2 separate regions of the Homo sapiens genome follow, and region 2 is linked to region 1. Evidence: chromatin contacts called from ENCODE Hi-C or POLR2A ChIA-PET data. All regions are on one chromosome and are shown on one strand. Each heading gives the region's core, a stretch centred on a gene start or an enhancer-like site at or near the end of the contact. The rest is flanking DNA. Distances are from core to core; before and after follow the strand shown. Region 1 holds the start of GPR68 (G protein-coupled receptor 68). Region 2 overlaps RPS6KA5 (ribosomal protein S6 kinase A5).

Region 1 (6,302 bases), core at 1,301-3,800:
ATGGCAAAACCCCATCGCTACTAAAAATACAAAAATTAGGGCCAGGTGTGGTGGCTCACGCCTGTAATCCCAGCACTTTGGGAAGCCGAGGTGGGCGGATCACCTGAGGTCGAGAGTTCAAGACCAGCCTGACCAACATGGAGAAATCCCATCTCTACTAAAAATACAAAATTAGCCAGGCATAGTGACACATGCCTGTAATCCCAGCTACTCAGGAGGCTGAGGCAGGAGAATAGCTTGAACCTGGCAGGTGGAAGTTGCCGTGAGCCGAGATCACGCCATTGCACTCCAGACTGGGCAACAAGAGCGAATCTCAAAAAAAAAAAAAAAAAAAAAAAGTTAGCCTGGTGTGGTGGCGCATGCCTGTAATCCTAGCTCCTTGGGAGGCTGAGGCAGGAAAATTGCTTGAACCCAGGAGGTGGAGGTTGCAGTGAGTGGAGGTGGTACCACTGCACTCCAGCCTGGGCAACAGGATAATCCCTGCCACACAGAGTTGATATAAGGATTAAACAAAGGATGGGCACAGCACCTGGTGCAAAGCAAATGCTCAGGAAATGGTAAAGGGAGCTCTTGGCACTGAGCCACTCCAGGCTATTTTCTAACTCCTTGAGGGCCAAGCACATGAGAGAGCATGGGCTCTTTTTTCTCTTACTGAGCTAGCATTTCACAAAGACCTGGGCTCAGCCAATTTGAGTAAAACCAAAGAAAGTTTCACCCCTCCTTCATCCCAAAGGCATGGTCCTTACTCCAGGTGCAGTAGGGCACATGCTGCCAGCAGAGGGGCTGGGGCAGCTTGCCAGCCCCTGGCAGGGCTGGAGGCGGGAGGGGACACCATGCCATTAGTGGTTCCTGCAGGTATAGACGATGATGGTGTAGACGGCCGGTGTGTGCACACCCTGTTAGGACAGGCCACCCCGTAGAGGGCCAGAGGTGCTCTCTCTGGCAGGTTGTGTCCTAGGGGTAAGCCAGGCAGTCACTGCTAAGTCAGTTCTGTGCTCCTAACCCCGCGTCCTCCTATATGACATCAGGGAAAGCCAGCCACACTTCCGCAACTCAGAAGTAGCACGTGTGTCTAAATGCACGCTACTGCACCACAACAAGCTGAAGCCTTTGCTCGTAACATAAGGCCTGCAAGAAGCAACTGACGTAGGAAACTTTTTTTTTTTTGAGACGGAGTTTCGCTTTTGTCGCCCAGTCTGGAGTGCAATGGCATGATCTCAGCTCACCGCAACCTCTGCCTCCCAGGTTCAAGTGATTCTCCTGCCTCAGCTTCCCGAGTAGCTAGGATTACAGGCATGCGCCACCACCCCCAGCAAATTTTTGTATTTTTAATAGAGATGGGGTTTCACCATGTTGACCAGGCCGGTCTCCAACTCCTGACCTCAGGTGATCCACCCGCCTCGGCTTCCCAAAGTGCTAGGATTCCAGGCGTGAGCCACCGCACCTGGCCGGAAATAGTTTTTAAAAGGCCTGCTATGTGGTAGCATTTGCTTGGAGGGCCCAGGCCCCACTGAAGGGGATTTCCTTAGACCCCCTACCAACAGAGTGAGGGCAGTGGAGCCAAGGCTCTTGGCATGAATAAGATGGGCATCAGTGTTTTAAACTGTGTTGGTCCCCAGAGCAGGGACCAAGCACAGGGCTCTGGCCACTTCCAGCAGGAAGGACTCGCACCCCCAGTGGCCCCATGCACCGTATCTGTTGGCTTCCTGGCTCTGGCAACGTAGCTTATAATCAGCTTCCAAGGAGTCTGCCTTGGAGGGAGGTGGTTACGCCAAAATGCTGGGCCTTTCCATCCTCCGTGTTATGTGTGTGAGGGAGGGAGTTTAGTAAGTGCTCCTGAGAGCCAGAAGGGCCCCCGGGGCCAGAGCCCTGGGCTTGATTCCTTCTCTGGGGACCGACACAGTTGAAAACATTGATGCCCGCCCTATCCTTACTGATGCCCAGAGCCTTAGCTCCACTGCCTTCGCTCTGCTGCTCTGCCAAACAGGATCCTACCTGCTTCACCACATCCGTGGCTGCCCACCTTCACTGCACTTTAGAACAGTCCAGGGAGCTTTAGAGCCACTGATGCTGGCACGTCACTTCCAGGAAACATGATTTAACCAGCCCCGGGTGGGGCCCGGGCATTGGTATTTTTTTTGTAGGCTCCCAGGTATGTTCTCATGCACATGGCCAGGGTTGAGCCCCAGTGACCCAGATGTTGGCGGCTTCCCCCACCCTTGCCTGGATCCCGGTATCCTGTAGGTGCTGAAAGGTGGCTAGAATTAGCCCACCCCCTCCTCCTGTATCCCCCCACCACAGTCCTGAGGGCACCTGCCCCTAGCTCAGGCTTTCACATTCCCAGCGAGGCTGCTCACTGACTCTGGGTTGCATGGAGAGCAGAGGAAGATGCGTGGAGAGAGCCATTCCGCCGCCCTCAGCCTCTGGCTGGCGAGTGGTTCCTCGGCAACCGCCCAGCCTGACACCAGATTGGAGTTCACATGATTCTGCCTCAGCTCGGGAATGGGCAGCCTCCAGCTGGGGATTTTCTAGCCGGAGCTGGGAGGTTCAGGCTGCGGGAAGTCGCTGGAGGGAGAGCTGGGATCGTGGCTGCAAGGGTGCCCAGGCTCCTGCAGAGCCTCTGCAGGAAGCCCAGCTGTTTGAGGTTTGAAGGCAGAGCCTAGCTGGGGCAGGCAGAGTCAGAGAGGACTCGTTTCAGAGTCCCCCCTCAGAGGACTCCCTCCATCCTGATTTCAGCAGCTGCCTGCTCCTCACCTGGTTGCAGAGACCACACTGCCTTCCTGGGGCCCTGAGGCTCTAGGAGAAGCTGGAAAGCACAGGTGGGGGTCCATCCAGCTGTTTCCAAACTGCGGGTTGTGACCCATTCATGGGTCAGTAAATCAACTTCATAGCTCATGACCTGCATTTAAAAAATTGAAATAGAATAGAAATGATCAGAGTGCGTGGCAAGAAGTAGGGTAAGTATTGCTTTGGGGAAGTTTGTTGCTTTGTACAGATGTGTGTGTGTGTGTGTGTGTGTGTGTGTGTGTGTGTGTCTGTGTTCTGGGTCGCGATGTCAGGTGTATTTCTTGCTATTGCTTGTGATCCAAAAAGCTCAAAGGCAGCAAGTTGGTGCCTAGACACGTGGGTTCTGGATTCAGATCCACCCCAACTGACTGTGTGAGTTTGAGCCTCCCTGCATTAGCCTCTCTGGGCTTCAGGTTCTGAGAAATGGCTTAGCAATGCCAGCCCACCTGACTCACAGGGACTTCGTGGGCCCAGATGGGACTGACCTTTGAAACAGTGACAAGGGTTCTAGAAGTGAGATGCTATGGTCCACGTTGTTGCTGGAGTGAGGCGATCTGGGGGGAAAATGGGGACTAAGGAAAAATGCATCCTGATGTTTCCCCTCTCCTCAGAGGGAAAAATAAAGCACTTTCAGAAAATGAAACAGCCTTGCTTAAAGCATGCAGAGGTTTGGCCAACTGAAGGAAAAGGAAGCTGGGCCCTGGGGAAACTCCCCAGCTCTTGTGGGTTTGGGGTTCCGTGAGCAGCCCTGGCACCATGAGTAACTGTCTGTGTGCGTGCCGGTGTGTGCTGCACGAAAGGGGGGGCGAGTTAGATCACTATTTATGTGCCAGCTGGAATCCAGCATTTAGGCACCTCCGCCTTCTGACTTGGGACATGCAAGAGACTCCTAGCTTAGTCAGAGAGGCCTTTCCTTCCTGTTGGGAGCTTAATTTCTCTTGGTCATTAAAGTCCTCAGAGACCTCTATGCTGATTTGCATTTGCTAAAGATTTGCTTTCAGGCGTTGAGTCACTCTATAGTTTTTCTCAATTTTTTAGCTGGGTAATAAAGTGTTATTTTGATTCTTTTCTCCAATGCCTTCCCAAACTACGGACTGGCCACGTGGCTGGTTTTCCTCAGTGGGCGTTGAAAACATGGTTGACCTGCTAAAGCATAGTCCAGGTGAAGGGGCCAGGCCAGGACCAAGCCTGGTGGCCATTGCTGCAGCATCTGTGAGGACTGGAGCTTGGCTGAGCTGGGGGCTTGAGGGTGGTGGTTCTGGGATGATCATGATAGTCAGCACAGCATGAAGGAAAGTATGGACCAGTCCGAGTTCCAGACCTGGCCTGCCGCATCTCAACTGCAGAGACTTCAGCAGGTTGGTTCATCTCTCTGAGCCTCAGTTTCTTTATCTGTAAAGTGGGAGCTGATGAGAGTGGTGTTGAAAGAGAGAACAGACATTCAGAAACTTGCCTGGCAAGTGCAGGGCCCTCGACAGATGTGGCTTAGTTCTTCTCTACATCTACGTTTTTCCATTTATGGAATATTTTCGCATCCACTGTGTTCTTTGATTTTTGAGGAGGAAGGTTCCTGTGGAGATGAGGTAGAGGGCAAGTCAGAGTTTCCATCTGGGGGTGCCTGTCCTCAGGGAACAGTAGAAGGGAAGGCACTGGTGAAAAATCAGGACCCTCAGACCAGCTCAGGCAGGCTGAGCAGAGAGGGGACCACGGTGATTCCTCCTCCTCACTTTCCTGTTTCTATTAATGATATCCTCACTGTCCCAGCACCCAGCCTCAACCCCCCACCACTTACCTATCCACTCACTCACCTACTCACCTACTCACCTATCCACCCACCCATAATCCATCTGCCACCCATTCCCTCATCCATCTATCCATCTTCCCCTCACCTGTGCATCCATTTACACATTCACCCATCCACTTAGCCACCCACCCACCCACCCACCCACCCTTCCATCAGCTCACCTATCCACCCACCCATACGTCCGTCTGTCCACCCATTCACTCATCCCTCTATCCCTCTACCCCTCACCCATGCATCCATTTACACATTCACCCATCCACTTATCCATCCACCCACCCATCTATCCACTCACCTCTCCAGCTGCCCATATATCCATCTATCCAGCCATCCAGTCATCCATCTATCTGGCTACCCCTATCCCTCCATTTACTCATTCACCCTCCCACCTCTCCACCATCCATCCAACAAATAATTCTGGGGAGGCTATAAGGACCAGGCACCAAGAAAAATCTCCAATTTGCCCCTGGTTGTTCCCCACCTCCCTTGTAATTACTTGCCAGTTCTACAGCTTCACACTGTTTCCTCTCTCGCCCTGCCTACCTCTTATTTAGATCCAGTCACACCAACCTACTTTCAGTTCCGCAGAGCTGCCCCTTCTCTTCCTCTTGCATTTCGTCTGTTTCCACACATTTTCCACAGGTAGAAACTCTCCTCTGCTTCGGCAGCACTTCCTCTTTCTTCTGATCTTACTGTAACTGCCGATGCTCAGGAAGGCCTTTCCTGACAGGGTGAGGCCCCCACCCGTGAATCCTCACAAAACCCTGCGCTCTCTTTGTGAGCTTGTTTCACTTATCTTCTCTCCTCCGCCTTAGGACTAAAAACCACTTGTTACTAGGGGCCAGTGTCTAGTGTTGTGCCTTCCATATAATAGACACTCGGTGAGTATTTGCTGTATGAATGAATACTTGGGTGGACGGATGGATGAATGGATGATGGATGTTTGAATGGATGGATGAACAGATGGATGGATGGGTGGATGATTGGAGAACCATGGAAGCATTTGCAGCAGGGTGTGACTGGGTTAGATTTCTGTTTAGAGGATGGCTTTGAGGATAGTAAGATGGAGACAGGAAGCAGCCCAGGAGGAGGCTGTTGCACTGACTCTGGGAAGGAGCTCTTGACCAAGCCCATCTAGGGTGCTGGCAAGAGAGCTGAAGAGGAGGAGATGGATGTAGGAAATACTTAGAGTTGAAAATGGTAGAACTTGGAAATTAACTGGACGCTGTGGATGAAGATGTGGGTGAAAGCTGAAGGCCAGCCATTGACATGAATGATTGGGCAGGTGAGGAGGCCCCTTCCAAGAACAGGGCAGTGGAGAAAATGATGGACCCAGCGTGGGCCTCACTGAGCGTGTCCTGTGAGTGGCAGGAAGCTGGTTATGCCTTCATCCTGGGAAAGACCTGGGAGTCATCAGAGTGTAGATGGGGTTGAAACCACGGAGAAGCAGCCATCCCACAGGGAGTGCACAGGGAATAAAAAGGGCAAACCAGTGTTTAATGTGTGTGGCAGAGAGGCCCACTGCACCCACCATACACTGCCTTGCATGATAGTGATTTGTGCATGGGACATTCCTGTCTTTCGAGCTTGGAGGTTCCTTGAGACTGGCAGCCATTTCTTGCATTTTGTTTGTTTTGAGATGGGGGGTCTCACTCTGTCACCCAGGCTGGAGTACAGTGGCACGAACATGGCTCACTGCGGCCTTGACCTCCTG
Region 2 (5,635 bases), core at 2,489-4,988, 240 kb after region 1:
AGATGCTCTCTTATGCTCTTCTGGTACTATTTACCTCATTTCTCTTTAATAGTGCTTGTTCCTTGGACTTGGTCACCTGCCTGAGTGTCCCCTCTGGACCCTGAGCTGCTTGGGGTCAGGGAGTATGTCTGTTCCAGTCTTGTCAGTGCTTTGCACAATGTTGGATATAAGTAAGCATTCAAGATGTTTGTTCAATTAATATACTATAGCTTACATGTAGAGTCTGGTGACTACGTGAAACCTATGAAATAGGGAAAGAGAAGAAAAATGTCTTATGGCATCAGTGGACACCAGAATTCCTTATATGAAGGGAGGTACACTGGGGGCATTGCCTTGACATCAAGCTCACTTAAGGATAGGGAGTCCTGTGAGGATGGATGTTCACAGGGTCTGAGAGGTCAGAAGAAGTAGAGCAAACAAGGGGATGGGATTGCTGGTCTTATTCCTAATAGGGAAGAGGAGAGAGAAAACAAGTCAGAAAAGTGATGTAAGGTCAGGGATAGGTGAGATAAAGATCCCCTTCCCCACGGTTGGATGATGGAAAGACAGATTGAGAAGGTTCCTTCCTCCAGCTCCTTTTGAGGGGGTTGTTTTAACTGTTGCCTGGTGTACCACTCTTTTGCCTAGCTTCAGAAATCTTCACTGAAGTCTGGTATGCTAAGGAATGCTTTTTGAACATGTTTGGTTTTTGTTTATCTTGTGTAGAAGTTGGTGAGCTGTGTCCTCACTGGATTATTGCAGTGCATAAAAGCGTTGGTGACCAAGTAGCTCTAAGAGTTCTGAGAAGGTCAGCTCTCCCAGTAATTGAGGGAAACCTGGGCAGACAGGGGAGGCTTTGGACTTGCACAGGCCTTGGCACTGCAGATTTGAGTATTGAGTGTAGATTATAAGGGGCTGGTAAGCCCAATGTAACAACTAGAGTACACATACAACAAGAAAAGACTGGAATTGAACATATAAAAATGAGAGTAGCTAGTGTTCGGAAGATAGGATTACCATATATAGTTGTTTTTTTCCCCTGAAGACTTTCTTTGTCATAGTTCATAACATAGGAACAGTTTTAAAAAGACAAAAATATGTGCAATACAGTGTCATGATCTTATTCATACCAGAACTTGAAAATTAGAGGTTAGTATTGAGATTTCATTAATACCAAAAGTGTTGGAACGGAGAAAGTGAAACTGTTTATTGAGGAATAGGGAATAAGGGCTAGGACTGAAACTCCTTTCTTTGCCAAAAGTAGGAACTTTCTTACTAACATATTAGGCTTTGTTTCCCTCTTTTTTGTTTTAATTGATGAACTGATGTCTCAAAGAAAAAAAAATCTGTCAAGTAACTGAAAATTGGATAAGGTTTTGAACAAAATTTAAGTTTTAGAAATTGATGTTCTGTAGATCATTTATAATAAATTATGGCTTATTTAAGTTTAGCTGCAACAAACGATACGTTTCTATCCTTTCTGTTGCATTCACTACTAAATCTTACAATGTTACTTTTTATAATTGTTCTCCTTTTTTTCTGAAATAAAAAAATTAGAAAATAATTGAGTAGGCCATGGTTTACTTACTGCAGTATTATGTATATATTGCTGTTAATTAAATGTGCCTTGATAGTGGCAAATAGGAGTCATTCAACACTGGATCATTATGCTATTCGTCTTTTCATATTTTGATTTCATGCTTACAGCTATAGTTATAAGCAAAGGACGGAAGGACTCAATTGGTACCTTTCCATGGTGAGAATGGAATTAGAAAAAAGGAATTGGTCAAGTGGTCTAATAAGACAGTAAAGCTTGAGAGCATGATACAGCAATTTCCATGATAGGGAACCTGATGTTTGAATTGACAGGTTAGATTGTCCCATGGATAGTGCTAGAAACACATTGCCCAATTTAGAATTCTGTTTTTTAGTTTTCTTTTCTTTTTTTTTGGGACAGAGTTTTACTCTGTCTTCAAGCTGGAGTGCAGTGGCGCGATCTCAGCTCAGTGCAACCTCTGCCTCCCAGGTTCAAGCGATTCTTCTGCCTCAGCCCCCTGAGTAGCTGGGACTACAGGCGCCTGCCACCACACCTGACTAATTTTTGTGTTTTTAGTAGAGACGGGGTTTCACCATGTTGGCCAGGATGGTCTCGATCTCTTGACCTCGTGATCCACCCGCCTCGGCCTCCCAAAGTGCTTGGATTACAGGCATGAGCCACCGTGCCTGGCCTGTTTTTTAGTTTCCATTTTGTCCAGTCTATCTTTTGTTGTCCATTCTTTTATACATTTTTGTTCTTTTGATTAGGAAAGTTCAAGTTCTTCTGATCTGCATACAGTGATTTGTATTTCGTAAGGTGACTTTGCATAGATCTCATTTCATCTTCTGAGGTGTGTTTTTGGCCAAGCTGACTGCTGAGGCATTCTATTGTTGCTCCAGGGTACTGCTTCTCTGGTACTTCCTTCAGAGACCATTTGTGTTGGTGAGAAAGCCTATGGTTTGTTTTTTTCCTGCCCTTGACACCTTAACATATCCTTCTCTCTGTTCTTGAATTCTTGAGTCTCTTCTGTCCCGGATCCCATTATTTATCACTGCGTGAAGAACCTGCTCCCTTAGGAACCACCCTCCCATCTCTACTTTTTCTAGCCTTTCCTACATTCCATTTTCCCATGGGTTTTCTCTGTCATCTGTCTTAAGTTGGAAAAAAGTTTCATATGATTCTTTCCCATTTCCCCTGTATTCCTTTTCATTATACCCTCATTCCTTGAACAGAATTGTTATTGTTTTGTTTTTCCATCCACACCCCTATAATGCAACCTTCCTGTGTAAATTTTAGGCTTAAGCTTTTCTATTCACATACTTTTATGCTGAGGCTTGGATTTTTATTTGGGCTGTTAGATGCCCATTTTGACATTGACATTAGGGGTTTCAAACCATCCTTAAAAGGTTAGATGTGACTTGCAATGTTATTGAACAATTTGATGATCCGGGATATTATGGCTCTATGAAATCTCCATGGTTCTTGGAGCTAGCTTGTTTTTATTCTGGGAAGAATTTTCTAGCTCCCCAGCTTACGGCCTGAATGGTTAGAGTCCAGCCAGTGCTGTTTGACTTTATAGTTCAAAGGGGGTCATTTCTGTGGTCACTATCCTATTTAACAGTCATGTCATGGTATGTCAAGGTAGGTCATCATACAAATAATCTGCATTCTGTTTTGACTGTTTTATTTTTAAAAATAATATCTCCTCCTTTTAAACTTTAAAAAATTTAGTAAAGTTTAGTAAACTTTCAAAAATTTAGTAAAAAATGTAGTAAAAATTCACTTCCTTCATTATGCTTTTTGAAATCTGGCTTTTTTTCTCATTCTTCCCCTATTAATGGTTCTTAAAAAAAAAAAAAAATCGCTGTTGACCTAACCAAATTAGAGTGTCTCAGTCTTCATGCACTTCCACCTTCTTGCTGCATTTGACTGCATTGATACTTCTTTTTTGATGTTCTTTCTTTGAATTTCATACATGGTTAGTTGAACCACTTCTCTGGCTCTTTTTCTTCTTGCCTCATAACTCTAGGTAATCATCAAGACTTGCCTTTCCTTTCCTGTGGTCTCTTGAAGGGCGTTCGTCTTAAAGCTTTAGCCATTGCCTTTCTCCTAGTAACTCTGTGCATGATGTCTCTGCAGAACTTTAGTTCCTTGTCTAGAGCTGCCTACATGAAAGCTCTTTTGGGGTTTTTTTCTGCCATTCTTCAAAATCAGTGTTGAAACCAAAAAACTTCCCCTTTTGACTTCCTTATTCTGTTGGTAACACTGCCATTCACCAGACTTGCATTTCTTATGCTTTAGATATAGGGCTGTCTTAGTCTGTTCAGGCTACAATAATTAAAATACCTTAGACATGGCCAGGCATCATGCCTGTAATTCCAGCACTTTAGGAAGCCAAGGAGGGAGGGTTGCATGAGCCAGGAGTTTGAGACCAGCTTGGGCAACATAGTGAGACTCGGTCTCTATTAAAAGAAAAAGCCCAGCAACCTTGGATTAGGTAATTTATAAACAACAGAAATTTATTTTTCACAGTTCTAGGCACCAGGAGGTTCAGTGTCTGGTGAGGGCTCTCTGCTTCATAGATGATGTTTTCTAGCTGTGTCCTCACATGGTGGAAGGGGCCAGCAGGCTCGCTCTAGCCTCTTTTATAAGAGCACTAATCCCATCCATGAGGGCTCTGCCCTAGTGACCTAATCACTTTCCAGTGGCCCCACCTCTTAATGTCAACACACTGGGGATTAGATTTCAACATACAATTTTGAGGAGAAACATTCACACCATAGCAGGGGCCAATAGGGAAAAAAATGGAACAGAAATTGAGTTAATTTATCTTTGAAAGTGAGGACCCTGTCCTGTGCCTTTTGTAGTTTCAGCACCCAAGACAGGTATTCAATGAATGTTTCTTAAACTGAGCATTACAGTGATTCTTGGGTTCACTCTTTCCTCTAGTTTTTACTCAGACCAGACCCTCATTAGTACACATCTTTTTTACTGCAATACCTCATTGTTTTTTAGCAATCATTTTTCCTTGCTTCTATGCACATTGTACATTACTGCCAGGAGAATTTTTCTAAAACATTACTTTTATGTAGTGAAGAGCCATTATTACTTACGGATTCAATTAAAACTAGTTAGTCTGGCATTCCAGGTTTTGAGCCAGCTAGTTCCATATACCTATTTTATGTTATGTTTTTCTCACATAAATTCATTATAGCTAGTTAGAACAGTCTTTTTATTATTCTCTCGTAGTAACATAGTTATTTCTACTTATACCTTTGCCCCAGCTGTTCTTCCAGTACAGAATTTCCCAGCCATCCTCTCATTTTTTTGCCAGTACAAATCCTGTACTTCTTAGCTAAAGACCTAACACGTAGCCCAGAACGTTGGCCTTTAGTAGGCACTCTTGACTGTTGAGTAAATGGGGACCTGTATTCTCAATGAGCTTTTCTAACCAGCTTCACATGATATTCTCCTTCATGTCCACATACTCCACAGGCCTGTTTATTAACTTACATTTCTCATATCTTATTTCAAGTTTAATAAATGATTAATTCATTGAATAAAATCTGGCATATGAGTGCCTTAGCATATACTGTGAAATGTATTTGAAATGGCTTCAAAAGCATTATTGTTCTCTTTATTTCTACCTTAATTGTAAAAGTGCTTTTAAATTAAGCCTTTAACATAAGTGAATCATTGGATCTAATCAAATGATTTCAGCACATGCTCTGTGCAATTACATTTGTGCAGCTTAGCTGAAACTATGGCAACAGAGTGAAAAATGCATTTTTACCGATCATTTTCCTCCATAGGAGTGGGAAGTTCCAAGTTAAACATCTCACAACTTTAAAAAATTATTATACAAATTATACTTACAATAGCATTGCTTAGAAAGTTAGGAAGCCATTTATCAATCATAGGTTTGTGGCTGAAATCCTGGAAGACCATGCCAAGGGTTAACAATAGTTACCTTTGAGTGTTGGGATTATGGGAGATTTTTAAGGTCTGCTTTAGGCCTATTTTTTCAAAAAACAGTGAACCTGGATAATTTTATGAAGAAAACAACAACAAAGTTATTTAAATCTGAAGGAAAAGACAATTTTCCTTTTATCCTTAAGT

What was found. A loop is a pair of places that touch in the nucleus more often than their neighbours do. ChIA-PET counts read pairs that join two places held with the same protein, here RNA polymerase II (POLR2A). Pooled maps may share reads with other maps.
Region 2: a loop to region 1 is called in a map of B cell, with 2.1 times the contacts of the local background. The contact joins the enhancer-like site here to the promoter of GPR68 in region 1. A Hi-C loop is called at or near these places in 1 of 168 maps with a recorded cell type or tissue (B cell) and 5 of 50 pooled maps. POLR2A ChIA-PET finds 5 or more read pairs at or near these places in 2 of 52 experiments (B cell and activated CD4-positive, alpha-beta T cell).

The regions. Positions count from the first base shown.
Region 1 is chr14:91,240,952-91,247,253 of GRCh38, reverse strand. GPR68 (G protein-coupled receptor 68) reads left to right here and starts at 2,550. Exons shown (of 2, transcript NM_001177676.2): 1 at 2,550-2,957. RefSeq lists enhancers at 2,783-2,832, 2,352-2,853, 3,913-4,022.
Region 2 is chr14:91,007,779-91,013,413 of GRCh38, reverse strand. All of the region lies in intron 1 of RPS6KA5 (ribosomal protein S6 kinase A5), which reads left to right. Among named protein-coding and RNA genes, the nearest start is that of RPS6KA5, 50 kb to the left of the region's middle. RefSeq lists enhancers at 3,556-3,765, 3,776-3,825. Within about 2 kb of position 3,738, at least 8 of the 41 ENCODE cell types and tissues checked have a DNase peak (open chromatin) inside an H3K27ac peak, as active enhancers do; they include B cell, where a contact is called at or near this core.